2 separate regions of the Homo sapiens genome follow, and region 1 is linked to region 2. A link is an interaction called in ENCODE POLR2A ChIA-PET data of the cell type or tissue named here. Cell type or tissue: GM12878. All regions are shown on one strand. Each heading gives the region's core, and the rest is flanking DNA. Links, peaks and the distances in the headings are about the cores only.

The links. Peaks named below come from ENCODE experiments on the same cell type or tissue, not always from the same donor. Only the 100,000 strongest peaks of a DNase experiment are listed, where the experiment ranks them.
Region 1: POLR2A ChIA-PET joins it to region 2 with 10 read pairs; 6 of 35 experiments call an interaction of 5 or more read pairs at or near these places.

The regions. Positions count from the first base shown.
Region 1 is chr1:8,678,151-8,694,130 of GRCh38, forward strand. All of the region lies in intron 1 of RERE (arginine-glutamic acid dipeptide repeats), which reads right to left. Among named protein-coding and RNA genes, the nearest start is that of RERE, 130 kb to the right of the region's middle. RefSeq lists silencers at 9,106-9,155, 15,020-15,314 and an enhancer at 12,529-13,029. In GM12878, for the core only: no CTCF peak of the experiment used is centred there; no DNase peak of the experiment used is centred there; H3K27ac peaks cover 972 bases.
Region 2 is chr1:8,620,889-8,636,868 of GRCh38, forward strand. It overlaps RERE (arginine-glutamic acid dipeptide repeats), which reads right to left. Exons shown (of 23, transcript NM_001042681.2): 3 at 3,422-3,492. Among named protein-coding and RNA genes, the nearest start is that of SNORD128, 130 kb to the left of the region's middle. RefSeq lists an enhancer at 8,932-9,051. In GM12878, for the core only: no CTCF peak of the experiment used is centred there; a DNase peak (open chromatin) is centred at 8,693; H3K4me3 peaks cover 1,225 bases; H3K27ac peaks cover 2,768 bases.

The DNA.
Region 1 (15,980 bases), core at 3,346-11,345, 55 kb after region 2:
CATTTACCTCTGAAAGTAATGAAATATTTGGTCATGAATAAAATCAATTTATTAGATTTCATTTTTCATTATTCACTAACAAGCTTTCCTCTTTTATAATCAAAGGGCACAGATTCTTAAGTAAAAACAATATGGTTTTCATTAACGTTTTTCTTAAATACTTAAAAAAAACAGGCGACTTTTGGGTCTTTTGTTTTAAAAATTAAATTATGGGGCCAGACACAGTAGCTCACGCCTATAATCCTAGCATTTTGGGAGGCCAAGGCGGGCAATCCCGAGGTCAGGAGATCAAAACCATCCTGGCTAACATGGTGAAACCCCATCTCTACTAAAAATACAAAAAAAAAAAAAATTAGCCAGGCATGGTGGCACGCGCCTGTAGTCCCTACTCGGGAAGCTGAGGCAGGAGAATCAGGAACCGAATCGATTGAACCTGGGAGGCGGAGGTTGCAGGGAGGCGGAGGTTGCAGGGAGGCGGAGGTTGCAGTGAGCCGAGATCGTACCACTGCACTCTAGCCTGGGCGACAGAGCGAGACTCCATCTCCAAAAAAATAAAAATAAAAATACAAAAAGTAAATTATAACTCTCCAACTCACATGCTAATAGTCTTTACATTCCCCTTTCCATTCCAACTTTCTCTAAAGAAAAAATGTAGAAATAATCATGTGTCCACAAAACCACAAAATGTCTAGACATAAGAGAATGCTCTCAGATATTATTCCTCTTACAGCCATATGACCCACTTAAGAACTTTAATCTAGGGCCATGCTGTCCAGTATAGTAGTCACTATCTACATGGCTATTTAAATAAATTTCAATTAAATAAAATTTTTAAAATGTACTTTCTAGGTCACACTAGCCACATTTCAGGTGCTTACTAGCTACATGTGGCTAGCAGCTACCACACTGGACAGCACAGACACAGAACATTTCCATTGCCACTGAAAGTTCTATTCCACAGTGCTGATCTAAAGCTAAATGTATGGTAAGTACAAATATTAAGATTCTCATTTCCTCAATAAGCCACTCTCTTTTAATCAACTCTAATAGCCTCAAGTACAAGAATATGCATAAACATGAACCCAGGGGACTTTATCTTTGACTCTCACAAAGGCAACAGATTACAATTCTTCTTAGGAAAGACAGTGAGACAGTCCCATAGCAATCTAAGGCTTTATTCTTCCATTTCTTCAGCAATTTACACAACGTGACCCGAGGAAAAAAGAGCAAGAAACCATTTTTTTCCACTACCTTTATCTATCATAGTCACATCTGCCAAGTTTTAGAATCACAGGTTCCATTATCTTACACCGTCAGCACTCTTCCTTTATAAATTCCCCTCTCCACACTGATCTTCTCTGACTCACTCAACATATTATACCATCACTCTGAAATCAGGGCCTAGAGTCTCTGGCAGACAGGCTATATGTAATGACAGCCTGGGTACAATCTTAAGTCTACCCTCCCTCAGAGGATTTCCCAACCCTATGCAATTGTCATGTGGGTAGGCAGAAGGCTGCACATTTTTCTTCATAATAAAAACAAAGCTTCAATTTCTGTAAAATCAATAAATTACCTCCGTATTTATAATACAGGATGATGGCAGAGTTCTGTTTTCTACAAAACTAGAGCTTTTAGGAGCACATGTTTTCAATCACTTATTTTTCAAGAATGATTGAAATATCTCCAAGCGCTCCCTGAGAACTTCACTGGTGTGATCTGCCACTCAAGTTAATTATCACAGGCTGCTTATACACAGGAAGAGAGGAAGCGGGAAAGAACTCATGACCTTGCACAGGGATGTTTTATAAAATTCTCTAAAATTTAAACTACACACGTTTTTCCATAATGCAACACTATGGTACTGCCTTCAAAATAATCATCATGGAATAGCTGTTTTCTTAGTGATGTATGGGGAAGGTGGTAGCGGGTAGGGGTGCAAGAGATTCTGTACACATAAGAAAGGCAGTCACGTGACACCAATGTCCTTTTCCTATACACCTGGTGGAAAATGGAGAAAGCCAGAAAAACCTGTTCAGTGATTATCATTCTGATTTTTTGGTTATTACTTCACTAAAAGAAAAAAAAATACATCTGAGTATATGCATAAGTTGCATTTCTCTGGAGTACTTCCTTCTGCCCTCTGAGTCCAGGTACCAATGATCTCTGAGGGGAAAGGTCAGCCATCTGCCATGAGAAGAGGCCAAAATGTGGGCAACTATTCCTTTCTAACCAAAGCACTTCTGAATCTGAGAAAGCAAGCAAACGTAGTGTGGTGTATAAAGCAAATTCTCGCCCGGAATTCTAGCTTGAATGGAGAGGATTCCATAGAAAATGTTTCCAGAAGGACTCTGACAACAGAAAGAAGCAATTCAAGAACAAGGACGTAATGCCATATGGATGGGGGAAAGAAAGGAAAAGAAGGAAGACAGAGGAGGAGTCTGAGAAAATCTTAGTTCTTAAGCATGAGAATCAGAACTGTGGGCTTCAGGGTAAAAAGGAAAGAGAGACTGAAAAGTAACATCTATGTTTAAATGGGTCCTTTAGAGAAAAGAAAGCACTCAGCTAGGATTAAAGGAAAAGAATTGTACCTCCTCAACTCCGTTTCAGAGTATAATAAACCTTACCAATTTAGAAGCTACACACCCTTTCACAGTTCACATTCAGCTCAGACTGGGAGTCGGAAATTGAAAAACACTATAGCCCGGGAGAAAGAGACAGGTAAACATACAAAGGACTGAGACAACTGCTTACCACTAATATGGGTCAATCTCGCAGGAATACTTGCAAAAATAAAAATTACCAAGTGCCCTCTACGAATGCTAAATACAGGTCAAAATTTCCAATGGCTCAACCACCTGAGTGGAGAGCCGGAGAATGGGAGTCAGAAAGCATGTAAAACCATCGAGGTCCCGGGAAACAAATTTCCTAGGCTTTTAAAACCATTCGTCTTTTCTAACTTACAGAAAACGCAAACTGAAACCATTCAGAAATAAAACAAACGGGGCAGGGGGCAGGAGAGAAACGGCCAACAATAAGCTACTATTCTCCTACCACTTTCTCACTGGTGCAGGCATCTCCAAACCAAACCACTCAGAAATTTTATATACAAGGAATAAATCATAAGGATCTCATATAGGACTATTCATATACTAAATTATGTATAATAACCGGGGAGTCTTTCTCTTAATATTTTTGTCAGGAGCTCTGAAAATGAGGTTTTAGAAGCCACAGCATACCTATTCATCTTAAAAGGTAAGATGGCTTGCTTTCAGTTTAGCTAAGCTTTCATTTCTATCGTAAATATTTGACTTTAGAACACTGAACACCATGGCAAAAGGCAAATATTTACTTAGCTTAATTATTCCATATATACTGTTCTACTTCCCCTGTAAATACAAAATATGAGTTGAAACCTCAAATCATTAATACCTAAATTTGGCCACAGATTAAAGTGTGCTATTAAACATCTCAACAAATTGAGATTAGGTAACACTTTAAGTTCTATATCACAAGTCTTAAACTAAATCAAAAAAAGTAAATGAAATTTATCTATAATACTAGAGATCAACAAAGAAATTAAACTGAAATAGGTACTAACGCAATCACCACAGATTTCCACAGATCCCAGTAGAAATAAAGAAGTTTAATCTTTAGTTGAAATTTTAAGAGTAGCCATTAAATAAGTAGGACAGGAATGGAAGGCGAAATTGATTCTTTTATATCCTAATATTCATATTGAGAGATCTGGGCAAATATAGTAAGTCAACTTGGTTCTGGGTTTGAGAAATAAGCACTTAAGTACAATAAACTCCACACCAGAAATATTTTTGTATATTCTACTCTCATTTCAACATAACCATGCAAAGCCCTAATCAGACTAAGGGCTTATTTTGATCATAATCTCCTTTACTCTGAACCCTACCTACCCTGTTTTGGCTAAGTGACAGATTTTGGCCTTCCTCTACCCAGGCTTACCACCCCCAACCTGTACTGAAGCTCTGTCGTATCATGAGATGAAGTCTGCTTAGTAATAGGTGAAATGGGACTTGTTCCCTTCTTTATATTATAGGCTGTCTATAACAAAGTCAGGCTCTATATTCTTCATAATTTCATGACTAATAATTTCAACTAAATCCTATCTCATTTCTTTCCATGATACAATAAATTCTTCACATTTCAATATAAATCTCTTTATCAATACCACAGCCTTTGAATTTGCTTAAGCCACACAACCAATTCCTGTTCTGAGGTACTATGAAAATATTATGTGGCTTGTTTTATTGTTTAAATGGAACTTTCCTGTGGGCACTGTTGTTGTTGTATGACATTAATTATCTGTCCAGTTCAGTTTTACCCACCATAAACTTTCTCAAAATGATTGGGACCATGTCTTGTTTTATGAGTGTATTTCTTGATTTCTTTGACATTTCAGTGTCCACTAGGGACTGGTAATAAGCCTTCCAATGTATAGGTGGTAAAAATTGTTACCTACACAATAAAAATAACTATACTAATTCACGAACTTCTCTATACCTAGAAATGTGAAGCATGTAATAATGTTTAACAAGAAATGCCGGCTCTAGTACTATAATGCAGAATAAAAATTAGGCAAGTGATGACTCATACTTCACAGGTATGCCAGCCTCAATCAGGTTTTCAACCCAGTCTTTATTAGAAATGACAAGTGATTCTTTCGCATGCCTTAATTTAATCCAAAGAGCAATCAAGGATCTGAGTGTGAAGGTAACAGATTCAATGATGGGAAATACAACTACTACTCAATGCTATACTTCGGTAAAATAAACACTGGTATAGCCCAAAGACCCCAATCAGAAGTTAGACTCCATAATTTACCAACTCTGCCTCACTGTCTTTACCAAAAAAAAAAAAAAAAAAAAAAAAGAATGGAACTCAAAAATTCTATTAGTATAATCATCAAGCTTCAAAAACCAAATATAACAAATGTTACAAATTATCCATATTTTAGATGCCAAATGCCTGAAGAATTAATAACATCAAAAATGGAATATTCAAAGGGGAGAGGATGCAGGCCCAGCCTCACGCCAAGCCATCCTCCTAGGAATCCTACAAGTCTATACCACACATGTACCTTCACCCTTTTGTTTTCCTTTTAATCCCACTCCTCCCTCCAGACTTGTTCCTTCATCTTTTCCCCAATTCTCTGCTTGAGAATGGCATAAAAGGGCACCACTTAGTAGAATCTAATCATTCTACTTAAAGACTAAAGAAATGAAATGGCTGGACCCTGCTAAAGAGAAAAGACGGGGAGGGATGGGACACCTTTCCAAAAACCTCTTCAGAGACACACAGAAATTCTACAACCCATCCACTGTAGACTGTCTAAGGGAAAACTGTTCCCCACAGTTACTGGTGCTGCTTTTAACAGAATACCAATAAAGGTATAAAACACAGAAAATATTCATTTATGGCAGAGATTAAAAACAAAATATATGCATTTATATGACTTTATTTTTAAAAAATAAATTGACCAGGCGCAGTGGCTCAGGTCTGTAAACCCAGCACTTTGGGAGGCCAAGGCGGGCGGATCACCTGAGGTCAGGAGTTTGAAACCAATCTCACCAACATGGCAAAACCCCATCTCTACTAAAAATACAAAATAAGCCGGGCAGGGTGGGGCATGCCTGTAATCTCAGCTACTCAGGAGACTGAGGCAGGAGAATTGCTTGAACCTGGGAGGTGGAGGTTGCACTGAGCCAAAATGGCACCACTGCACTCCAGCCCAGGCAACAAGGGAGAAACTCCATCTCAAATCAATCAATCAATCAATCAAGCACAGCTACCAACTCCTTGGGGATATTACAACCTAATCTTAATTAAAAAATAAATTCACATCACAGGTTTTCCTTCAAAGCCAGGTTAACAATACTACTTCACAGGTTAAATGCCAGTTTTTTTGGTTTTTACCACTGGCCTTAAATGATTGCATTAAAACACACCAAAAGGATCTTAGTAATTAAAGATAGATACTAAACAAAATTTCCACTTAAAGTCATGCTAAAGCAGGACAAATTTTTCATGGTTCAAGGTGTGCAAAAAGCCTTCATTTTAAAGAATGCTTCAATGACCAAATACATTTTCAATGAATCAATGTACCAAATAATAATTAGGTATATTAAAATATCCACTTTAATTACAGGAAATTTTGTTAGAAAAGCTAGTATCATGAAGCCACTGTCATAAAAGAAGAAATAATTTATCATTAAAAAAAATCCTGGGCATAAACAAAAAACCCCGCCCTCCTCTCATATGATGGAATCAATGCTGAAACACGGAAGCTTATAAAATCATTTTACCAACTGTTACAGAAGCACTAAGTATCAGACACAGGAAAAGGGGGCTTAAAACCAACATATTTCAACTAGAGATTTAAAAACAAACAAGAATGATTAATTAAGCAATAATCAAGTTCAAAAGTATTTGGTGAAATAGTAAGTATAGCTCCTACAAAGGATAATCAAACCCAAGCACAATCTGATGCCTGTTAATCCACCTCTCCCTATGAGCTGTTAACCCACCTCTCCCTATGAGAAGCCTTCCTGTCACCACCATCTTTGCCTCCTGCAATTGCAATAAACAGGAAACACTAATTGGTCACCTCCAGAAGCTAAATACCAGCAATGGGTGGGAAATCCCTTTACTCATTCATCCATTCATTCATTCATTCATTCATTCCATTCATTTGAGACAGGATCTCACTCTGTGATCCAGGCTGGAGTGCAGTGCACGATCATGGCTCACTACAGCCTCAACCTCCTGGGCTCAAGCAATCCTCCTGCTTCAGTCTTCCAAGTAACTGGGACCACAGACACGTGCCACCACAGCCAGCTAATTTTTCAATTTTTTGTAGAGACAAGGTCTCACTATGTTACTCAGGGTGGTCTCAAACTCCTGGGCTCAAGCAATCCTCTCTTCTAGGCTGCCCAAAGCACTGGGATTATAGGAGTGACATACCACACCCAGCCCAAATTTGGATTTTAAAGAACTAATTTGATGCTTCCATAGAGAGGAACTTTTAAACTACACATTTCCTGATTCAACAGTTTACCTACTACACACAGAAAGGCTTTCCAGGAAGCATTTTATATTTGCTAAATAACGGTAAGTAAAATATTTTAAAGTCATCCAAGTTTCAATAACAATTATCATTACTTCCTTACTTTGAAAGCTACAACCATATTTCCAAGTATTAAAACAACAAAATACAAATAATCCTAAGAAATCCACAATAAAGATTTATCTATTAAGGCCGGGCGCGGTGGCTCACGCCTGTAATCCCAGCACTTTAGGAGGCCGAGGTGGGTGGATCGCGAGGTCAGGAGATCTAGACCATCCTGGCTAACACGGTGAAACCCTGTCTCTACTAAAAACACACACACAAAAAAACAAAAAAAATCAGCCGGGTGTGGTGGCACGCCCCTGTAGTCCCAGCTACTCTACTGTTTAGAATCGTTTTCAATGTCCAAAAATGTGACTGCTTTAGAGATGCCAAATAAGACTAATTTAAATAACCTAAGATTGCTCCAATTACCGCTGGTTTTTCAGGTGGTACAATGTATAAACCAAAGAAAAGAAGCTGGTGCATAAAACTCAGCTGGCTGAAGAAGTTAAAAATAAAACTCCACAATGATATGTGGTTTGGGGAAAAACATCAGAGTTCCATTTAGACATGTTAAGTGTTAGGTGCTTACTGGACATGTGAGTGGAGCTATATCTTCTGAGTGGAGATACAAGGAAGGCAGCTAAGTAGGTCTGGACTAAAGATAACATTTTAAACTCTTTAGGTAATTTTTTTTTTTTTTTTTGGAAACAAGGTCTCACATCCATCACCCAGGCTGGAGAGCAGTAGCACGATCTCAGCTCACTGCAGCCTCGACTTCCCAAGCTCAGGCAATCCTCCCACCTCAGACTCCCAAGTAGCTGGGACTACAGATGCACATCACCATGCCTGGCTAATTTATTGTATTTTTAGTAGAGACGGGGTTTTGCCATGTTGCCCAGGATGGTCTTGAACTCCTGGGATCAAGCAATCCGCTCGTCTTGGCCTCTCACGGTGCTAGGATTACAGGTGTAAGCCACTGTGTCTAGCCTGCATTTAGGTAATTTTTAAAGCCATGCATCCTAGGGAATTACGTAGAAATTCAACAAATATTTATCAGACACCTATTATGTGCTGGAGATAGAGCAGTAAACCAAAGAGTCAAAATTCTCTGTCATTCAGGACTTTACATTCTGGTGGAAGAAACAAGACAATAAGCAATAAAAATAAAGATGTAGCCGGGCACGGTGGCTCATGCCTGTAATCCCAGCACTTTGGGAGGCCAAGGCGGGTGGATCACCTGAGGTCAGGAGTTCAAGACCAGCCTGGCCAACATGGTGAAACCCCATCTCCACTAAAAATACAAAAATTAGCTGGGTGTGGTGGTGGGTGCCTGTAATCTCAGCTACTTGGGAGGCTGAGGCAGCAGGATCACTTGAACCCGGGAGGTGGCGGTTGCAGTAAACTGAGATTACGCCATTGTACTGCAGCCTAGGCGACAAGAGCGAAACTCAGTCTCAAAAAAAAAATAAAGGTGTAGTTTGTGATGAAGACAAGTACTCTAGGGGAAAACAGAGCAGAGTAAGGACAAAGTAGAGCCGAGACTGAGGGTCAAGGTAGGCCTCTCACTGAGACTCGAAAGCGGGACGGTGAGCTACAGATATTTGGAGAAACATATCCCAGGCAGAAGGAACAGTCAGTGCAGAGGCCTTAGTGATCATCACAAGGGCAGTTTCCCTGGAGCAACAACGGATGGATTTAAGAGGAAAGGAGAACTGGAGATCTGGGTACAGAAAACTCTTGTTGAGAAGTTTTTCTGCAAAGGAAGCAGAGAAATCAGCAATAGCTGGCAGAGTAAGTGGGATCCAAATACGGGAGTTTGTATCTGTTTTAAGATTGGAGAAAAGCGGCATGTTTGTATGCTGCTGGGAAAGATCCAGCAGAGAATGAAACATCAACATTATGAGAGACAGGAAATTACTATGTGAGAGGGCACGGGTGGCGCCTCAGAGAGTTCCCTGAACAGCTGGTCTATACACAAGCAGTGGGGAAAGCACAGGATGCCCTGGAAGGTGGCAAGATGTGGTAGGAGTCTGCAGAAGGGCTCTTAAGACTGTTCTGATTTTCTCATGCAAGTAGGAAGCCCACCATGAGGCCAAGGAGGAAGTATAAAAGGACAATGTATGAAACAGGCATCTAAGAAACTGCATAAGTGAATGGACTTGCCCAGGAGCCTTAAAGCTCCATTTGACGTTTATTAACCAATTGGGAATTAACACTGAGAAACTCACCAAATCTGAGACATAAAGGCTGACTCTGACTTTCTACTATAAATAAAAAATTCTCTAACAAACTGCTGAAAATGGTCAGTGTCTAACATATTTGAATATACAATACTTGGGGAGAGTCGTAATTTCTCCAAATAATGTGTTGAAAGAGATTACATCCCATTTTCACACCATATTCATAATTGCTTCGTCATACATAACTTGAAGGGAGTCATCAGTCATTGAAGGATTTAATAACCTTAAGCTGAAGTTAACTCCCTTATGTCAGACCACAGTAAACAAAAGCAGGGTTTTAATGCCTTAAGCCAATTATATATTGCAAAGTAAAACATCTTATATTCTTATTCACAGAAGTACAAATTTAGTTTTAGTTTAGTTATATTCTTATTCACAGAAGTACAAATTTACACAAAAAGATTATCTAACAGCATTCAATTAATCACCAAGAACTGCCATATAAAAATCTATTTCTAATAATATGGTCCTGGTTGCACAACTCTATGAACACAGATGGTCCCCAACTTAAGAGGGTCTAACATACGATTTTTTCAAATTAACAACAGTCCAAAAGTGATACGCATTCAGTGGAAAACATACTCTAGGTAACCACACAACTATTCCATTTTTCACTTTCAGTTCAGGGCACAGCGACTAACGCCTATAATCTCAACACTTTGGAAGGCCAAGTCAGGAGGATCGCTTGAACCAACGAGTTTGAGAGGAGCCTGGAGAACATGAGACCCCTATCTCTACAAAAAATTTAAGGCCAGGCATGGTGGCTCATGCCTGTAATCCCAACACTTTGGGAGGCAAAGGCGGATGACCTGAACTCAGGAGTCGAAGACCAGCCTGGGTAACATGGTGAAACCCCGTCTCTACTAAAAATACAAAAATCAGCTGGGCGCAGCACCTGCTATTGTAATCCTAGCTACTTGGGAGGCTGAGGCAGAAGAATCCCTTGAACCCAGGAGGTGGAGGTTGCAGTGAGCCAAAATTGTACCACTGCACTCCAGCCTGGGCAAAAGAGTAAGACTCCATCTCAAAAAAAAAAAAATTAAAATTAAAATTAAAAAATTAGCCAGGCATAGTGGCACACACCTGTAGCCTCCCAGCTACTCCAGAAGCTAAGGTGGGAGGATAACTTGAGCATGGGAGCTATGATCGTGCCACTGGGCAAAACATCTATCTGTCTGTCCATTTGTCCATCCATTCATCCACTCATACATATATACCATGAGATATCCAACACTTTCTTATATAATAGGATTTATGTTAGATGATTTTGCCCAACTGTAGGCTAATGCAAGTGTTCTGAGCATGTGTAACATCGGCTAAGCTAAGCTATGGATTTTGGTAGATTAGGTGAATTAAATTCATTTTCGACATGTATTTTCAACTTAGGATGGGTTTCCTGGGACACAACTCCATCTTAAGTCAAGGAACAGCTATATACTGGAAACCATTGATTTGTATACTTTTTAAATGAGTGAGCTATCTCGTATAGGAATTTTCTCTCAATAAAGCTTTTTTAAAAATCTATTCCAAGCTTTTAATCTAAAGAAATAGTTTTATCAAGTAAAAATTTGATTTTTTTTTTAGTTTCTTTGTTGAAATTTCAATGGAAAATGGAGCAAATTAAGTATGTTCTGACAGCTTATGAATATAAACTTTGTAGAGACTCAGAATTCTTTCAGAATGAAGGGCAGAATTAAGGATGGAGTTTTTGGCCTTTGGTTTGGTTGTTTTTCTTCTTTAGTTGACTAAAGTTTATAGTTTCTGGCATTCCTGCTTTATCCCTTTGATGAAGACATACTCAAATCACTTTGACTAAAATAAACAGCAATTTTCTGGTTGTAGATAGCCACAAATAACTCCTCTATCCTATTACAGACATTCATCAGCAAGACTGAGTAACAAACCAATACCTGTATAAAAATGAAAGGATACAATATCACAAGTACTAATTCAGGTAATATCACATTTCTTAGAGTTATGACACTTCAAAGAAATTTTATACTTCAAATCTAAACAGCAGGCCAAGGAATTCATATTTTTTCCCTGAGACAGGAAAGATAATTCAATAATTTCCCCACTGAAGTTTCAGTTCCCATGCCAGAATGTGAGAAGTGAGAGAGTTCTTCACCTTGAAAATCAAATCACCACAGGGACTAAAAATAAAGGTTATATTCTTCTAAGCAAAGCGATTATAAGACTGACAAATTAAGGTGCCCATCGAAGGAGCAATGGATACAGGAAAAAAAAAAAAAAAACTACTAACAGGCTTAGTTAGCCACTTCCAAAATGTAAACTGTAAATGTGGGAAACTCAATGAACTGCCCTACACTTGCATCTCATTTTGTGTAACCTGAGAGGCTAACATCTGTTCTGCCTCCTTCAGAAGGCAGCTGTAAGGATGGAACTAGAGGCCAGTAAAGGCTGTTCAGTAGGTCTAAAGTCTTCTGCCAAGAGAAGTATAATCCTCATTTCGTTCTCAAAAAGCTCAGTCTCTGTAGTAACATACTGATCATCTTCTGCAGGTATAAAATTTATGCTCTGTATTAGTCCGCCATAACAGAATACCACAGACTGGGTGGCTTAAACAGCAAAAATTTATCGCTTGCAGTTTCGGAGTCTCAGAAGTCCAAGATCAAGGTGCCAGCAGATTCACTTTCTCAATGAGGGCTCTCTTCCTAGCTTGCAAATGGCCACCTTCTGGGGCTGTGTCCTTACATGTCAGAGTGAGCACTGGTCATCTCTGGTCTCTCTTCCTCTTCTTATAAGGACACTAATCACATCATGAGGAGCCCCACCCTCAGGATCTCATCTAAACCTAACTGCCTTCCAAAGGCTCCACCTCCAAATACTATAGCACTTGGGGAACGGAAAGCTAAGGCTTGAACATAGGAATTTTGAGGCAATACAATTCAGTCCACGGCACTCGCCTACACAATTTCTTTACTGATTGTCTCTAGGCAGAAATTAAATCTTTGTATCGAGAGAGAAAGATAGTTTGAAAGGATGGCTTTAAAGGGGGCTGAAGGTAGCTTACTGAGATTTAGACAATGTAAAATAAAATTTAAGAACAGATGAGGGTATTTGGTGGAGAATAATAGCTAAGAAGTATTAAGTATTTACCTTTGTGGATAGTTTCCTTAGGTCACACACCTAGTTTCACGGGTCACACAGGCTACAAAGCCTTTACTTTTAATTATACAATATTTGCTTCTCTTTTCCTTGGAACAAAGGAAAAAATAGAAGAGGAGGAGAATCTAAAAGATGAAACCATGAATGAGCTGCTACATAAAAGTATGTATTCATGTTCATTTTGTACCTTTTGTTAGATGTGGCCAAAATTTTAGTTTATTTTTTATTTTTATTTATTTATTTATTTATTTTTGAGACGGTGTCTCGCTCTGTCACCAGGCTGGAATGCAGTGGTGCAATCTCGGCTTATTGCAACCTCTGCCTCCCAGGTTCAAGCAGTTCTCCTGCCTCAGCCTCCTGAGTAGCTGGGACTATAGGCGCGCACCACCACGCCCAGCTAATCTTTGTATTTTTAGTACAGACGGGGTTTTACCATGTTGGCCAGGATGGTCTCGATCTCTTGACCTTGTGATCTGCCCGCCTCCACCTCCCAAAGTGCTGGGATTACAGGCATGAGCCACCGTGCCCGGCCGGCCAAAATTTTACAAGCAAATGGCTCAAAGGAAACTTGATGAGTTACAGGATTCTAAATCTGTAAGTTAGAAAACAAACCACATGCTCAGAAGGTCTGGTTTTTTTTGGTACTAAGAGCTAAGAAAAGTTTATCTCTATGTCCTCATAAAGAAAGCAGTTTAATACGGTCAACAGCAGCCTTGGGAACCCCTTTATAAACCATTCAGTACACACAAACACTGTTCCACAAGTGTTCGCACAAGTCAATGGCCTCAAATCAATATAAGTAAAGCAAACCTGCCAAAAATAAGAAATGCAAAGCCTTCCTAGTCATTCAAACATAGATCTAGGGCTCACCAGAATAGGAGTTCTTAATGAGAGGGTTCATGGATAGGCTTCAAAGGCTACATAAACCATCTGCAATTTATGTACTCAAACAGTCACAAATTATGTTCTGGGAGAAAGATCATATATTACACCAATACTCAAAGAAGTCCCTGATAAAAATAAAGTTAAGGACCTGTAACAAGAATTAATGAACTACATAACCATCAGGAGAGCCTATCCAAATCATCTTAACAACCAAGGCACTGGGTACTTATATGCCACAATTAGGCTGATGTTAAATTCCAACAAGTAGCTAGTACTGGATAAATGCAGAGTCAAACGCTCTAACTTAGCTTACCCTGGAAGTAGTTCTAACCTCCTCTAAGAAGTGCACAGTACCTGTTGCATAGTAAGCCCCTGAATATGCACTGCTGCAATTATTACTGGATATATTACAAGCTCCAAGGACAGGACCAAATCTTCTGCATTTCTGAGTTCCTTGATCATTAAAATAAATGGTCCTCAATAAAGAAAGAAAATAATACAAACATTTAACTCTACATAGATCTAGCAAATAAGGACCTTAGCAGAATGGGTTTATTTCTAAAAACTGAAAAGCATCCCTTTGTTTTATAAAATGAAATGTTTTGGAAAACGAAGAACACAGGGAAACTGAGGGGAAATAACACTTACATGGAACCACTAACAAATTCATACTACGGTCATCCCTCGGTATCCAAGGGGAACTGGTTCCAGAACCTCCACAGATACCAATATCCAGACACTCGTATATAAAACGGTATAGTATCTGCATATAACCTACTCACATTCTCCCATATACTTTTTTTTTTTCTTTTTTTTTGAGATGGAGTCTCACTGTGTCACCCAGGCTGGAGTGCAGTGGTGTGATCTCAGCTCACTGCAACTTCTGCCTCCCATTTCAAGCGATTCTTCCGCCCCAGACTCCCGAGTAGCTGCGACTAGAGGCGCCTACCACCACATCTGGCTAATATTTTTGTATTTTTAGTAGAGACAGGGTTTCACTATAATGGCCAGGCTGGTCTCTAACTCCTGATCTCAAGTGATCTGCCCGTCTAGGCCTCCCAAAGTGCTGGGATTACAGGCATGAGCCACCGTATTCGGCCCGGTATACTTTAAAAAGAATCTCTAGATTACGTATAATACCTAATATAATATAAACGCTATATTTTTTAATTTGTGCTTTTTTCTAAACATTTTTGCCCCACAGTTGATTAAATCCGTGGACACAGAAGCCAAGAATACAAAGGGCTTAGTGTAGCATATTTTACATGAACCCTAACCTATCACTCTACCAGAATTATGCCCATTTAAAAATCTAATTAGATTGTATTATTCCTTTTTACATCTAAAGTTTATGCTTTCCGCTTACAAGACAGAGTATGAGGCACATGTAATGCATAAGATTTATGGTCCTCGTTTCTCCTGCTCCATGACAAATAGTAGAGAAAAATAAAAACTGTAACAGAGCTGGCATCGGAAATGAGCAGTTATATGAAAAAAAAAATTTAATAACTAAGAAGGGCTAAAATCCACTACACTGACAACACCAAATGGTAGCAAGTATGTGGAGCAACAGAAACTCTCATTCATTGCTTGTGGGAATGCAAAATGCTAGAGACACCTCGCAAGACAGCATGGCCGTTTCTTACAAAACTAAACATACTCTTACCATGGGACACAGAAATCACACACCTTCATATTTACTCAAAGGAGCTGAAAACTTATCTCACCACAAAAAACTGCACACAGATGCTTAAAGCAGCTTTATTCATCATTGCCAAAACCTGGAAGCAATCCAGATGTCCTTCGGTAGGTAAGCAGATAAATAAACTTCAGCACAGCTACATGATGGAATATTATCAGTGATAAAAAGTAGTGAGCTATCATGCTCACAGAGACATGGAGAAACCTTAAGTACATTTTGCTAAGAGAAATAAACCAATCTGAAAAGACTACATACTGTATGAGTCCAGTTATATGACATCTGGAAAGCAAACCTATGGAGATATTAAAAAAGATCAGTGGTGGCCAGGGGCTTGGGGGCAGAGAGGGAGGGATGAATAGGGAGAACATAGGGCATGTTTAGAGCAGTAAAGACTCTTCTATATGATATTGTAATGGTAGATGCATGTTATGAAACATTTCAAAACCCATGGAATGTATAACACCAAGAGTGAACCTTAACATACACTATAGACTTTAGTTATAAATAATGTATCAATATTGGCTCATCAACAATAACAATGTACCAAACTAATTCAAGATGTTAATAGGGGAAACTGGGAGTTAGGGGGGATGCGGGAACTCTGTACTTTCTACTCAATTTATCTGCAAACCCAAAACCATTCTAAAAACTAGTCTACTGATTTAATGTTTTAAAATTTTTTAATGTTTTAATCTACCATATAAAATAAAATGCTACTTATCTAAATGCTTAAATGTTAGGCCTGTTAGCAAAACTGAACAACACCAATTTTCTTTCCCAAAAAAAAAAAAAAAAAAGGCCAGATTGCTTTAATCCTTACATTTTCCGCACTTTTAGTTCTCCTTTTCCATTCAAAGAGCCAGGAAGTGCTAGCCAGAGC
Region 2 (15,980 bases), core at 5,256-13,255:
ATACTTCCTAAGAGAATGAAAGCTTCCTAATAGAATACATAATTCCTACCTTTAAAACCTCAGCTCAGTTAGGAACTTAATTGCTTGATACTATCATAGCCTCCACCTACCCTGTGGAAGTGTGGGCTCGAAATACACCTACCAGTGTAGGACGGTGGTGTCCCTATGTGTTTTGATGGTTGAATATTAATAAAGCAGAAGCCATGGATCTTATCCCCATAGGCAAGATAACCACACAACCTATCATCCACACTCAAGACATTTTTGAGAGTGAAAGGGGAGGCTGTTTAATAGTCTGGCAGGACAACAGACAGGGATCAGGACATAGAGGCAGCTGTGTTCTATACCACAGACTCGATTCTAAGGGAATGCAGCAGCAGAGTAGAGAAGACAACCCAGGTCCCCACATAAAATACAAAGACCCTTCTCCTTATCTCATAAAGAGCTATTTCATGAAATGTGACCCAAGGCCCTTGGTTCAATAAACTGCCATTATTCTAGCCTCGGTGACTGGCGGTAGATGTCTCCTCCTCCCCACGCCTCACCTCATTAGCTTTTGTTATCTTTAACATCGTAATCGTACCTACTAATGTGTATCATAACGGGCATTCACCCAGTTACTTTTACAGTGCCCAAACATCCTTTATACACAAAATTTCACCACGGCAAAGGGATTCTCATTTATAGTATAAACAATGAAACACATCTCTCAGTTATAACCCCAAACCAACTTTTTATTTTATGATTATTAAAAAGATAAAATACCTAATTACTCAACATTTCAAAGCCATCGGGTTTTTGTTTCTTTCATTGCTCCACTAGTCATGTTATTTGCTGGGAGCAAAATCAAATTCAATTTCTTCTTCTTCTTAAAATCTTGCAGAGAAACAAAGCTTATTTCCTTCTGCTCATCTTTTACCCTTATAGCTTCAGTAAACTGAAGGAGAAAAAAATCTTGATCATTCTCATCTGATTATCTTTTAATAAGTACAGAGAAGTAAGAAAATAAGAAAGTGGAAATAACTATATTTATTCCCAGAGCAAATATTTCATCATCTGTTGTTCTTACACAACAACTATGAGGATGTGCTGAATACAGAACCTCAAACAAAAACATGAGAAACAGCAGTGTGTGATTTAGAAAAAGGTATCTAAACATACTGCACCCTACTTCCCACACTGTTTTTGTAGACAGCTTTAATGTGTTGTATTAGACCAATACTGACAACAGAAGCTTTAGCTTTTATTGCTGTTAATACCCTGAGCAATTACCGTAACTCAGCAGGAACCTCTGCCCAGAACAGCAACTATCACATTGTAATCAGCATTTCATAAGAGATGCTGTTCAAACAGGAAGGCACCTGCTAATGTGCAAAAACTGTACAAAGGGGGCTCAAGATCTAATAGGTAAAATAAAAATATTTACAATTTTATTTCACAGCTATATATTTTTCACGGTGCACTGATGTTTGGTTTAGTAAAAATCACACAAAAAGACAATGGGCAGGAAAAGGGCAGTAGCAGCAGCCACTACCAAAACAAAACTCTTCAGGAATAAGGCTACACCCGTATTTCAGGTGTCAGTGCTGTATCTGTTTAAAAAAAAAAAAAAAAAAAAAAAAACACACTTTGGAAGGAAAGATATAATAAGTAGCAAAGACCTCTAAAAATGGTTTTTAAAAATTCATATAGACATAAAAACTGGATAGAAAGCATTTGATTTACAAGATTAAACTGCAAGGCCACCTTGCAATGCAACCAGGAAAGTTAAAAGCCGCTTATCAAGAATAGATCCATCTTAGAAGTAAATAGCACATTTGACTTCATCTTAAAACAGTAAGCATGCAATAACTTAAGCAATAACTTTTTAACAAAGAAAAATAAAATGTGATTTTTTTTTTTTCTTACTGAATATACTACTTTGGTACTTGGGCCATTAAAAATGATAAAAAACAAAGGAGATGCAGAGAAAGATCTTTTCAAACTACATTTCTTTAGACTGAAATATCACATACAACATATGTCAGAACACAAATATTGTCAAATTACAAAGGGTGTTGGAAATAAGAGCATTCACAGATAGTGATACACATCTCTACAAAGCTAAGGAATTACGAATTCTCTAGGCCTAAGAGCACAGACAGTGGTTCACAATCTTCAAAGTACTAGGATCCCTTGTAAGATCAAAATGTTTCAAAAGATTCCCAAATGATACTACTTCAGTAGTATTTCAAATACCAATTGTTTGAGGAAAATAACAAACAAACAGTGGTTCCCGGCTGGCATGGTAGCTCACGTTTGTAATCCCAGCACTTTGGGAGGCCAAAGCAGGCAAATCACTTGAGGTCAGAAGTTGGAGACCAGCCTGGCCAACATGGTGAAACCCTGTTCTCTGCTAAAAATACAAAAAAAATCAGCCGGTTGTACTGGCACGCACCTGTAATCCCAGCTACTCGGGAGGCTGAGGCAGGAGAATCACTTGTTTCCGGGAGGCAGAGGCTGCGGTGAGCCAAGACTGCACCACTGCACTCCAGCCTGGGTGACAGAGCAAGACTCTGTTTCAAACAACAACAATGACAAATAGTGGTTCTTAACTGTGTATTGCTTTTAAATAAGTGAAATTTTTAAAAATCATAAAAGCATACTGAAAACAGGCTGAAAAATCGTTGTCCAGACGTGTGAGATCAATTTATTTACATCAAGCTTAGCATGTTTATTTGCAGACCTCTGCCAAATCTCTGCAGACATCCAGGGATCCAAAGCCTAAAGTGTGAGAACCACTGGCCCTAAAAAAGCGATTTCATAATGAGGAACATCAACACTTATATATTCAGGAAGAATTTTTAATGAGAAAGTACAGTAGCTATGTCCTTACTTCTGCAACACATGCACTAAAACTGGAAAGAAAGTATAACAACTTTACCACGCCCAAGCCAGACTTCTTTCAACCGCTACCCCGGGAAACCCCCACAACAATTTCAACATCATATACTCCACACCTGCCGAAATATTGAAGGAAGTGACAGGTTTCCACTGGAAACTATTCTCTGACCCGTTTATATTATTTCCCCTACTCATCAATTTACTGAATTTACTTTACTTCAGGCTCTTAACAATGGCTGAGAAGAAACAAGCTACTTCAGAAATTCAAGGGACTATCTGAAATTGTCAAAAGTTACTAAAGGGATAAAAACTTCAGAAATATTGTTTACAATATAAGCATTATGAGAGTAAGTGTTACAAAGCTGAAAAGATGGAACTAGTAACCCTCATTTCAGTGCTACTGCCACGAGGCAGTTAGCACTCAAAAGGTGAACTGGTAACCACGTCAACAGCGATGGAGGAACAATAAGAGATAGCCAATGGAACTGGAAAAAGAGAGAATACAGAGCAGAGTGAACAGCACATTAAAAACGCTTACCAGTTTGAAGTCTTGAATGCTACAGATGAAATACGGTGTGTTTGGCCTCCGACTCTCGATATACACACAGTCTTTAAAAGAAAAAGAAATTTTAAAACAATGGCATTTACCTTTAAGGAACAAAGACAGGGCCCATAAAGCCACTGCATAAATAAATAAATGACAAAGCACATATCTTTTATTGTAAATTTTTTCCAAAAGATGATATTAAATTGCAAATATCTTTAGGCTAAAGGAAAACTGCCCTTTGGTTCTTTCTGATTATTTTTCTAATAATTTAAAGAATCTGATGAAGCCTAAATTATTTTCTTCAGAGTCCCTGAAGAAGAAGGGGAGGAGTCCAAGGGATTATCCATATTCAGATGAAGACATTTAGATAAAAGAAACCGCTTGCTCAAGATCACACATCAAGATGAAATCTTGAGTATCTTATTCAGATACATGTTCACATGTCTTCGAAAAAGAGAAACGGCTTTGCCACGTGCTACTATATTTGTAATAAATATTTTGTGAGGAAATAAATGAAATACGCAAAGATGACTAGCTTGAACATGCTATTACAATGACCTTTTCAACTAATCAAAAAGAGAAAGAAAACTAATCTCTTACAGACAATTTGCCATTACATTGTACCCTAAACACATTTTATTTTCTAACTGTAAACAAAAACAATGCCACTAATCAGAGATGGAATAAAGTAAACCAAATTGCATTTTCTTCAGGGAAGAAGGGTGCTTTCTTAAATTACATTTGACATGGCAGTGGTTGGAAAATAATTTTTGATGCTCTCAATGACTGGAGTGTAAAGCGTTGCTTTTGTTTGTTTGTTTGTTTGTTTTGTTTTGTTTTGTTTTGGCTGGTCTCCTCTCCAACTCCTGGGCTCAAGCAATCCTCCCACCTCAGCCACCCGAAGTGTCAGGATTACAGGCATGAGCCACCACGCTTGGCCAAGGTTGCTTTTTAAAATGCCATGTTAAGACACTTAAATAAAAAGCAATGATTTTAAGGAAAGCAGTGGCTATAGAGAGAGTTAACCTCCTCCTACCCCCATATCACAACCTAAGATCATCATAAAGCTTAGGTCAGGAAAGTCTACGTATTATTTACTGAAAAGTAAAGGCACAGTCAATGAAATCTAGGAATAGTGACCACAATGCCTCATTCATTCATTCATTTTGCATAGACAGGGCCTCACTATGTTGCCCAGGCTAGTCTCAAACTCTTGGGCTGAAGCTATCCCCCTGCCTCGGCCTCCCAAAGTGCTGTGATTACATGCATAAACCACCATGGCCAGCCCATAATGCCATTCATTTTATACTTCCTCTGGACCCTTCAGAATGAGTGTATCTTACAATAATTCAGATGCTTGACAACACTGGCAACTTCCTCTATTGTCTCATTTGTCTTATGTGTTGAGAGCGAAGAAAAAGCACAGAAGTAGCAATTGGGAGTCATCACAAACCCCAACAGACCAACTAAGATGATCAGGAAGAAAGTCCTCACAAATGAGTACATTCCAAGAAACTTTCTGCAGAACATCAGGATCTTTGTACCTACCCAAAAGGCACTCTAGAAAAAGAAGAAATCTCAATGCCAACTATTTAGGCATTCAGAATTCCCCAACTGATTTCTCTACTCAAAGATGGACTCAACAGAGATTTAATCCCTGAATCCACGTAAAACAGTAGCTCAGGAATGAACTGTTGACTAAGCTTTCCCTATCTTGTTCCAAGGTCCCAGATGCTAAATAACTGTGCTTCAGCATTCAGGCAACATCAACTTAACATGCTAATCATCTTAAGGGACAAGCAAGAGAATTCTTCCCACCACAGTAGATCATTCTTTCATACTCCTACCTTGGTATTCAAGTAAAAACAGAAGAAACTCAATTCCCTAGATAAAAACTGTAGCTCCAAATTACACAATTTTGGAACAACCCAAAGTTCTTAGTTTCCTGTGTTTCAGTCCCTGTTATACCCACTGCCAGCATTTCAGATCTCTAGTTATCAATTATTTACTCACCTTACTCAACTCAACATGCCCTCTCCTTTCTGTTGCTTCCTACATACCACATTTCATGACATTAACACCATCATAGCCTAGCTACTGACAGAGCAGGAGCATCACCATCTTGGACAAGCACCACCATTTTCAAGTTCCCCTTGATCAAAAACTGCCTAAATCCAACCCAAAGGGCATCAGCCTAATGGCTAATGACATCATGACCATAAACCACAAATGACATCTCCAACCACAAACATTCCAATCCTAAGATAAACCCCTCTCTGACCACAGACATGCCAGCCCAGAGATAACGTCCCCTCTGGCTGGAGAGATGTCAGCCCCAAAACATTCCAACCCCACAATAAACTTCTCCTCCACACAGAAACATTCCAAGCCTGTGATAAGCTCTCCTGCCCTAAATCCTTAAGTAATACTCTTGGTCTGTAATAGACAGTGCTCCTGACCAAAATCAGCCAGAAGCCCCTCTCCGGTTTATTCTCCAAAATGAGCCTGTCTTTGACTGTTAAGCCACTTTTCGCATTTCTTTCCTCATTCTTTAACTCTTACAGCTACTACTCACTGGCTTCAGAACTAATAGGTCCCTTTCTAATTAATTGCTTCTACCTTCTTAAGGCTCAAGTGACAAACTTACTGCATTCAATGGTCTGGTCTCACTCCACACCCCATCTTCCCCTAGGCTGCATTCACTACAAGAAACCCCAACTCTGCTCCCAGTCTGCAAAACTCTTCTTCTCTCCTTCTACTAGCCCCTGATCACACCAACCTTAGAATTAGTTATCAGTTCCATATGGAGTAACTCCTCATGGCTCCTCTGTAACTAAATGGCAACACCTCCCTTCTTTTACATAACATTAACAATTTACATTCCTTGTCAAGTTATTTGGCAGTAAGGTGGTCTGCACTGTCCACTAACAATTACTATCAATCTTGTAGGCTCAGAGAAATGTACTCAATTCTACCTTCCCCGTACTCACCAAGGACTAATGTCTGCCATTAGTGTGGGGGTTAAAAAAAATAAAAAATAAAAAATAAGGCCAAGTCAGGTGGATCACCTGAGGTCAGTTCAAGACCAGCCTGACCAACATGGTGAAACCCCAACTACACTAAAAATACAAAAATTAGCTGGGTGTGGTGGCACACACCTGTAATCCCAGCTACTCAGGACTTAGAGGCAGGAGGATTGCTTGAACCCAGGAGGCGGAGATAGCAGTGAGCCGAGATCACGCCACTGCACTCCAGCCTGGGTGACAGTGAAACTGTCTCAAAAAAAAAAAAAAACCTGAAATAAATGGGAGACACTTGGAAAGCAAAGACTACGCATGTTTTTCTTTTTACACAAAGAAAAGCTTTATTTATATATACTTTAAATAATCCATAGGATCATTACTACACACCATCTTACTGTGAGATATAAAGCTAACTTACATACAAAAAAGCTTTCCAGAAAAAGGAAAAAGAACCTATGTTCTTTCATTTCCCGCTGCAAAGTTACATTCAAGAAAAGTGCCTGTAAATACACTAGGATATAGCTCTGTTAGAGAAGGAAGGAAAGGAACATGCCGGTATGTCAAGAGCAGCCAAGCACATCTGTTTGCCTAAACACTTCTCAGCAGTTGTACTGGAGCTGCCTCACACACCTGGCCTGAGAAATGCTGCCATGAGGGATAAGCATGAGAGAGATCCTCAACCGGACATACGGAATGACCACTGTTACTTTTCCTTAGATTAAAAGCCACCTCTTTTTGTTTAAAAAACGACCATGGCAACTCAAACTGATCCAAAGCTATGAATTCATATCAGACAGTCCAATACACAAGGTTAATAATCTGTAAAATGGGTGAGTGCATCAAGTGAGCTCTATCAGTACTTTGAAACACATATATGAAAAAGTTAGAGAAGCTCACTGCAAAATTAAGTGACAAAACTTACAGTTTTGTAAGCCACTGGAGGGTGGCTGTTAAAAAAAAAAACTTTACATACATAGTCATGAAACACAGAATGGCTAAGACTGGAGTAATAAGAACTAAAAATGTTTCACACTATGTAAAACTTGCCATAGGAATGGGGAAAAAAATACACTGCTTTGACCTGATTTGTCTAATTCATTTTTAAAATCAAAGCATGACGAACTATTGTACAGTCAAACTTTTCTTTATAACCCTCTGACAAATATTAGGATGACCCAACAAAAAATAAACACAATTTAGAATTCAAGTCTCACAGAAAAAAATTCTACTTTATATTACTCTTAAAAATATTCAAAACAAGGTTCAATTAAAGCCAAATTCTCATATAAAAAGCATTTCCCCTTGGCTCATTAATCAAGCAGCTATTTAAGAAAATAATTTATATAAATGTTTATAGCACAAAAATAAAGTGCTTTATTTGAAAAGGGAAAGATAAGAACGTAGTCAAGAGCAATGTTAAAATCTCAGTTGGAATATATGCCCAGTAATCTTTTAAAGCCAAAATGATTTGGCAAGATTTTCATGCAATTTATGAGTGCATGGGATGTCTGAAGCTGGTTATAAAATTGGTTTTAGTCAGTAGGATCAATGATTCTCAATCTGAAAATCTCCCACGGCCCCCAAGCACTGCATATACTTCTTTTTTTATTAGAAAGCTAGCAGTTCTGAAAGAACTGCACAAAGCTGATGTGATCCACCAAATGCATAATGCACATCTTCAGAATCACCCATGTAAAAACACGTATTTACCAGAATTGAGCAAACGGTTTTGGCAGGGCAAGTATATATATTTTTTAAATCTTCAAATCAGCATGCCTGTAATGGGCCAGAAAAATGAGTGAGGCTATTACCATCAATATCAATTAGTCCAAACAACACATGATAACTAATGTGTCTTTACTAGGGATGTCTAGAAATGAAACCATGGGTCTAGGTTGAGACCTACTCTCTTAACACCTAACCTCTGTCTGGGAATGGATCACAGGATTAAGTGACCTCAAATCCTTGTGAACAGGGAGCAACAAAATCCGTAATTTGGGCAATGATACTGAACAGAGGTATTTCTGGCTGTTTCTCACAACCTCAGCATAGCTTCATGTCCAAAGATCTATTGTGCCATCTGTAAACAACAGAGCATTTGCTAAGCTGGGGAAGGAAGTCAGCCAAAACGTGAAGGCAGATTCTCAAGGCAAAGAAGGCCCTCTCTGCTTTTTCAACCCTCAGCAAATCAGCAGGTTTATGTAAATATAGCAAAAGCACAGTCCCCTCAAGGGTAAAAATCTCAGTCTGAAGCATTAGGCAGTGTGTCATTATGAAACACAAAGAACCTGTCAGCATCTTTTCTGACAGCCTCCTACAGAGCAGAGTGGACACTTACCTCACCCACTAATTTAGCAAGCAGTGCCACACACGCCAGTACTAAAACTGTGGTCACAACATATATAGGCAATGCTCAGCCACTGCTCCACCTCATAAAGAATTTTCCTTTCCATCAATGTGTCTCCGCCTATTAATCTTTGAAATACCTTCTCATCCCTTTGCAAAGCATGGCAGTGCCACTCTGATATAATTTCCAATAGAAAACCCCATTGTAAAAAGCACGCATGAACAAAGACTTTCTCACAAAGAGATTTCTCAGAGACCAAGCTGGGTGGCACAGCGGTGAAATGGGAAGTTGACTCTCAGGACTGCACCGCTCTTCTGCTTTCTGTTTCTCCTCTACATGACTCCTCCACCCTCAATGCTTGGAGGTAACAGTCAATGAGGTACAGTATGTTGGTCTAATATTGCAGAATAAAAAATCCACAAGTATCTCTCTACAGTTAAAACAGATGTCCTCCATTTTCCAAGACACACAAAGAGTGTATATGTTATGTGTGTGTGCATGCTGGAAACAACGCTGAAATCCCGGTACCCAAATTCCAATCCAGAGTCTCTGGCATACTGCATGTCCTCCAACAAACCCTCCCAGTTCTAGTCTCCCAAACCATAAAACAGCCAAACCCATCACCATTCCTCAACTCTATAAACAATGCACTGTTCTTCATAGTAAACACTCAAAAATTATATGAGGAACAAACAAACTAAACAGAGACATGGTTTAAAAAAAAAAGAAGAGAGAGATCCTAGCAAGAAAGTTGCTACGCTCTATCAATATGAACAAAACAAATGCTGTATTCTAATACTTCTTTAGGAAATAACTCGATTGCCAGGTAACCTACTTTAGTTTCCTGCCAGAATCTTTTGCTGTGAGGGGTACTCATATTGACTGTAACACTGGAGAATTTAAAAGGGAAAAGGACTGCTGCTCAGGAAGCTCAGGTGACAGCATCACTGGAGCCCTGGAGTTCAAAGCTGCAGTGAGCTATGATCCAGCCACTGTACTCCAATCTAGGTGACAGAGTGAGACCCTGTCACTCAGTCATACATACATACGTACATATATACACACATACATACATGGAAAAGGAAACAAAAATTGGGAAAAGTGCACCTCCATAAATGAAGCCTTCCCAGTCCTTACCCTTACTCTGTTTATCAACTGTTATCAAAATCAGCTGCATCATCTTAAGGATTCTAAACTTGGTGGGAAAAGATCCCAGATAACATATATCTTTGTTCCCCTCTTTTTTAAACATAATAATTACATTCCATGTATTGAAATGTCTATAGATTCCCAAGTAGTGCTACAAAGAAAGCCTCACTAAACACAGAACACTAAATATTTCTAGCAAACATTCATCTGTCTTTATCCTCATTGCTAACAAGGACAGTTAAATAATGAGAACAAACAAGTTGAGGGGAACAGGTCATAATAAACTAAAAGGGATTTTGTTGAAAATTCCTACATTTCTCTTTTCTCCTTTAAAAGTCAGGAAATCTCCCAATGTATTGAAAACTTAAAAACTGATCTCAGATAATTATCTTCCCAACTTTAAAAAATAATGCTGGGCCAGGCATGGTGGCACATGCCTGTAATTCCAGCACTTTGGGAGGCCGAGGCAGAGGACTGCCTGTGCCCTGGAGTTTGAGGTTACAATGAGCTATGACTGTACCACCACTACACTCCAGCCTGGGTGACAGCATGAAACCTTGTCTCTTAAAAAAATAAAAAATAACAGTGATGTGGATGTTTTGGACTAACTGCTGCAGCATGAAGCATGACCCCCGCTTCCCAAATCAATCATATGCTATACAAACTTGCGAACTCTGTGGAACAAGAAAAAGCAAAATTATCCTGCCAGTAGCAGAAATCTTATTAGTTATACTGATATGCTAAATATTAGCCATGGTTGGACACTTATATTACCCAAGCAAAGAACACTGTAAGCACTCTCATCTCCTTATTTTACTCTGAAAACGTTCCTTAAATAGCACCCCTTGTCAGCTGTGTTGGTTGAGTCCCTATCATGAAAGTGAGTTTAGCCAATGTAACATCCAAGTTCCAGTTAACTGATGTGGATCTCTATACTAGTATAAAACTTGTGTTCATATACAGCTTATGTGCTGTAAGAGAATAAAAGTAATCCAAGGGGGGAAATCTATTTTAAAATTCAGTGACAGCCATCTACCTATTGAAGTAGTGCTTGTGGCACCACAGACACAAAGGAAGAGAACTTCCAGGCTTCACTCACTCTTTCTGTCCCCTTGATACTTCAGAGTATCTAATTTCCTAAAGCTTAAAAATGCAGGTGACAATTCTATCCTCAATTTAACGACTCATCCCCTCCCCCAAAAAAACTATGCTCTGAACCCTATTAAGTAGAGGATGATTACTAATGGAAATGCTGACAGATCCTTAACTTAATGATGAGAACTGATATATGGCTGAAATAATGTACATTCAAGAAATCAATGCAAAGAGTCCAAACACTTCTAGAACATTGTGCCCAGTATTTATAGGAAAACATCATCAGTGACAGGTAGGCTGGGTGAAAATTCTTCTCTCCCCGTATGGCTGACAACAAACAAATTGCTCGTCTGATCTTCTGGTGTCACATCCTGCAGCGCAGATTTCAAGCAACACTGCTTGCTCCTTTTCAGAAAACAATGCACTAGGAGCCTGGGCTTTACAATAAATGATTCAACCAATTTACAGGGCTCACTGGAAATACACAGGACAATTCACAATGCGTGTGTTATAATTCTTATTTGGCAAATGATTTTATTATAAACTAGTAATCCATTTTCTTTACAGGTTTTCTGCTACTGTTTAATAGACTGTCAGTATAATTTAGATTTCATCTATTTAAACTCATTCAAGCCTGGCTCCTGATTGTACAGTAAATGGAACATATTTCTATTCAAAGAAATTAATGACAGTTAACTGTAGTCTGCAGTTCTCAGTTTTGTAAATGCAACTGTTCCACAGTCCAAGCATCAAGCTACAAAATTTCCCACACCAATTATTTTCCTGTACTTCACAGGCATCTTCTATTTCTTGGAAGCCTTCCTTGTTAAGACTAATGTACATATTCATTTAATATTCTTTCCCATTCAAATATTTACCTCCAACTTTCTAGAAAGTTAGGACTTAAATACAACCAAAATGTCAGAAAATAAAAGTTTAATTGCCATTCTGGAAAGATGTTCTACTAATACGGATTTTTTTAAGTTAGCAAAATTCAAGATTAAAAGACATTTTTAAAAACATACTCTTGGATGATTTTCTTATATATTTCAAATCAGTTACAATGTCAACATTAAGTGAAATTTATTAAAAGTAGGCTAAATATCCTATATGGATTTAAATATACAAACAAGGCACATGGCATATATTAATATATACTGAATTGCTTCTGAGATTGATATTCTGTTTAAGAGAAATTTACTTATGGCCAAGCTTAGTGGCTCACACTTATAATCCCAACACATTGGGAGGTGGAGGCAGGAGGATCACTTCAGGTCAGAAGTTCGAGACCAGCCTGAGCAACATAGCAAGACTCCATCTCTACAAAAAAAATTTTTTTAAATAGCTGGGCACGGTGGCAGGCACCTGCAGTCCCAGCTGCTTAGGAGGTTGAGGTGGGAGGATCACTTAAGCCCAGGAGGTTGAGGCTGCAGTGAGCTATAATAGCACCACTGCGTGCCAGCCTGGGGAACAAAGCAAGATCCTGTCTCTTAAACACGCACGTGCGCACGCACACACACAGACACACACACACACACACACACAAAAATGTACTTCTGAGTGTTAGTTACTAGAAATCACAACAATCCCGTGAGTGATTTTTCTTCTTGAGTGATTACTCTTTCATGGAAGAGGAAACATCCACACAGCTGTGTAAGACATGCTTAAAGCAGAAAAAAGCATGCAAAGATGCACCTTAAAAGAAACTTATTGGCTGCGCACGGTGGCTCAGGCCTGTAATCCCAGCACTTTGGGAAGCCGAGGCAGGTGGATCGTGTGAGCCCAGGAGTTCGAGACCAACCTGGGCAACGTGGCAAAACTCTGTCTCTACAAAAAGAAAAAAAAAATTACCCAGGTGTGATGGCGTGCACCTGTGGTCCCAGCTACTGAGGAGGCTGAGGTGGGAGGATTGCTTGACCACAGGAGGCAGAAGCTACAGTGAACAGAGATGGTGCCACTGCACTCCAGCCTGAGCAACAGAGTGAGACTCTGTCAAAGAAAGAAAAGAGGAAGAGAAATGAACTTATCAAATCAACACCCAAACAGTAATAAGGTAAGGACCCAGAATTTGCTGCCCCAAACTATAACCACCAGGGTCACACAATGACAGATGAGAAGTAAAGGAAAAACAGAGACACCCTTTTCATTCAGCAAGCAAAGTCTGCTCACCTGGCTTTGTTTCTCCTCTCCTATAGACACATTCAATCAAGACCAAGCCATGCCCATCCTCACGCTGCTGCTACTACAACCGCTCTTCCCAACCAGGTCCTATCACAATCCTGCTCAACCTTCAGGACCCAAATGCCACCAACTTACAACCTGTTCTATTCAGTTATCTGCCCACTCAATGCCTATTACTAACGTATCACTTCCCTAAATGAGAGCAATTTCTCCCCACAAAATGAAGGATCAAGGGCTAAAATCCTTTCTACTTTTTTTATCTTGCAGTACCATACCACTATAAAACATCTTCTACAAAGTTGCAGGCACAGAAGACTGTGCTCTTGTTTTATTGGCTGATTGTTAAAATGCTACTAATACTATAGCTGACATCTAATACACTTCATTAAATTCTACCAGCTTACTTGAAATCTATTACAGTGTCAGCAGGCTTCAAATTTAATTGTTTGCTTTAGTTTATATAAACTTGAAAGGGCAAATGAAACCTGTTCCCTGACTCTCGAAATCTACCCATACCTACTCCTTCTCTCCCTTAAATCGTTGTTGTTTTCATTCGGGTTTTTGTTGTCATTGCTGTTGTTTGGGCAGGTCTTACTTCTTCTAATTGAAGTCAAAGAATAAAGATTTACTTATTTATTTAGAGACGGAGTCTTGCTCTGTCACCCAGGCTGGAGTGCAGTGGCGCGATCTCGGTTCACTGCAAGCTCCGCCTCCCAGGTTCAAGCCATTCTCCTACCTCAGCCTCATGAGTAGCTGGGACTACAGGTGCCCACCACCACGCCCGGCTAATTTTTTGTATTTTTAGTAGAGATGAGGTTTCACTGTGTTAGCCAGGATGGTCTTGATCTCCCGACCTCGTGATCCGCCTGCCTCAGCCTCTCAAAGTGCTGGGATTAGAGGCGTGAGCCACCGCGCCTGGCCTGAATAAAGATACTTTAAGAATAATTTAAAACATCAAGACACTTTCCTATGACAATAAATATTGAGACCTCATTTTTCCTTTAAAGATCTTCAGCCCACTGTGAATTACAAATGTCATTTTACAACTATTCAACAGGTATTTTGAAAAAACAATTCCACCTACACAGTAATTTCCAATCATCTATCTCCTTATGATTGCAATCATCCATCTCCTTATGATACAGTGATTTTGCTTTCTGAAATATACAATATACTCAGGATAAAAAGAATTCTAGGGTTGTAAGGGATTTTGTCTGGTAATCTGCTGTCCACCTGTCACTTTCATAATCAAAATTAGCACAGATTTCAGCAAGGTCATAGTATTTAAAGTATCTAAATGCTTCTTGATTCCTAAAATGAGACGAGAGCTTCTGTTTATTGTTCAAGCCCTAAGAGGCTCTGGATGCTTTCTATATGAAACCGTATTCACAACAGACTTCGTTCAACAAATGAGTGCAGCTGCTCTAGGCCAATATAACACTTAATGAGAGTGTTGCTTTAGCATGCTCCTTTTGTAATCTGTACCTTGGAAAAATTACGTTTTGAACATCTGCGAAGACAAAATGTATGAGAACTTTGGGAGGAAAAATTAAGACTTCCCCATTCTAAACAAAGTATATGAAAGACCCTTTGTCTTATAGGCAAGTCTTGTCAAGGTTACATTAAAAATAAAGAATATGAAGGATTCTATAAGGAAAAGAATCATAATCTCATAAAAACATTCACACACAAACTGACTGGGCACCACTAATGTGCCACGTAAGTGCTGGAGATGCTAAGGCGAAAAAAACACTGTCCTTCCCTTGACAAGTTCACAATCTAATATAAGAGGTAGACATGGAAACAACTGTATGTCTTCAATTATTATTTTATTTTATCTTATCTTATCTTATCTTATCTTATCTTATTTTATTTTATTTTATTTTATTTTTAAGACTGAGTTTCACTCTTGTTGCCCAGGCTGGAGTGCAATGGCGCGATCTCAGCTCACCGCAACCTCCGCCTCCCAGGTTCAAGTGATTCTCGTGCCTCAGTCTCCCAAGTAGCTGGGAATGCAGGCATGCACCACAACACCCGGCTAATTTTGTATTTTTAGTAGAGACAGGGTTTCACCTTGTTGGTCAGGCAGGTCTTGAACTCCCAACCTCAGGTGATCTACCCACCTCGGCCTCCCAAAGTGCTGGGATTACAGGCGTAAGCCACCGCACCCGGCCATCTTCAATAATTTTAATGGTTACTTATTTTTTTTGTCTCTGAAACAGGGACTGCTAGCTGGGCCCAATATTTATTCTCCCCTTCTTCCTTATTAAGAAGGCTGGGCATGGTGGCACATGCTTGTAGTCCCACATACTCAGGAGGCTGAGGTGGGAGGATCTCTTGAGCCCAGGAGTATGAGCCTGCAGTGAACTATGATGACCACTGCACTCCAGCCTGGGCAACAGTGTGAATCCTCATCTCAGAAACAAAGAAGCAATAATAATAATAACAATAATAATATTAAATAAAATATAAAAAAATAAAAAACATCTGGTACACAGTTGGACACATGGCCTCTCAGAATAAAGACACTTCCCAGCCTCTCTAACAGCTAACTCGGTCATGCAACAAAGTCCTAGCCATAAAATATAAGCAGACCTATAATATTTCAACTTCTGGAAACTGAATCCTGAAAAGTGGAAGCCTTGCTCTTCTTACTCTTCCTAGTAGTCTGAAGGCAAATGTGTGGGCTGGAGGTGGAGCAGGAGATAGAGCATGGGAGAACAAAGAGAATGGAGGCCACATACAATGGAGTAAC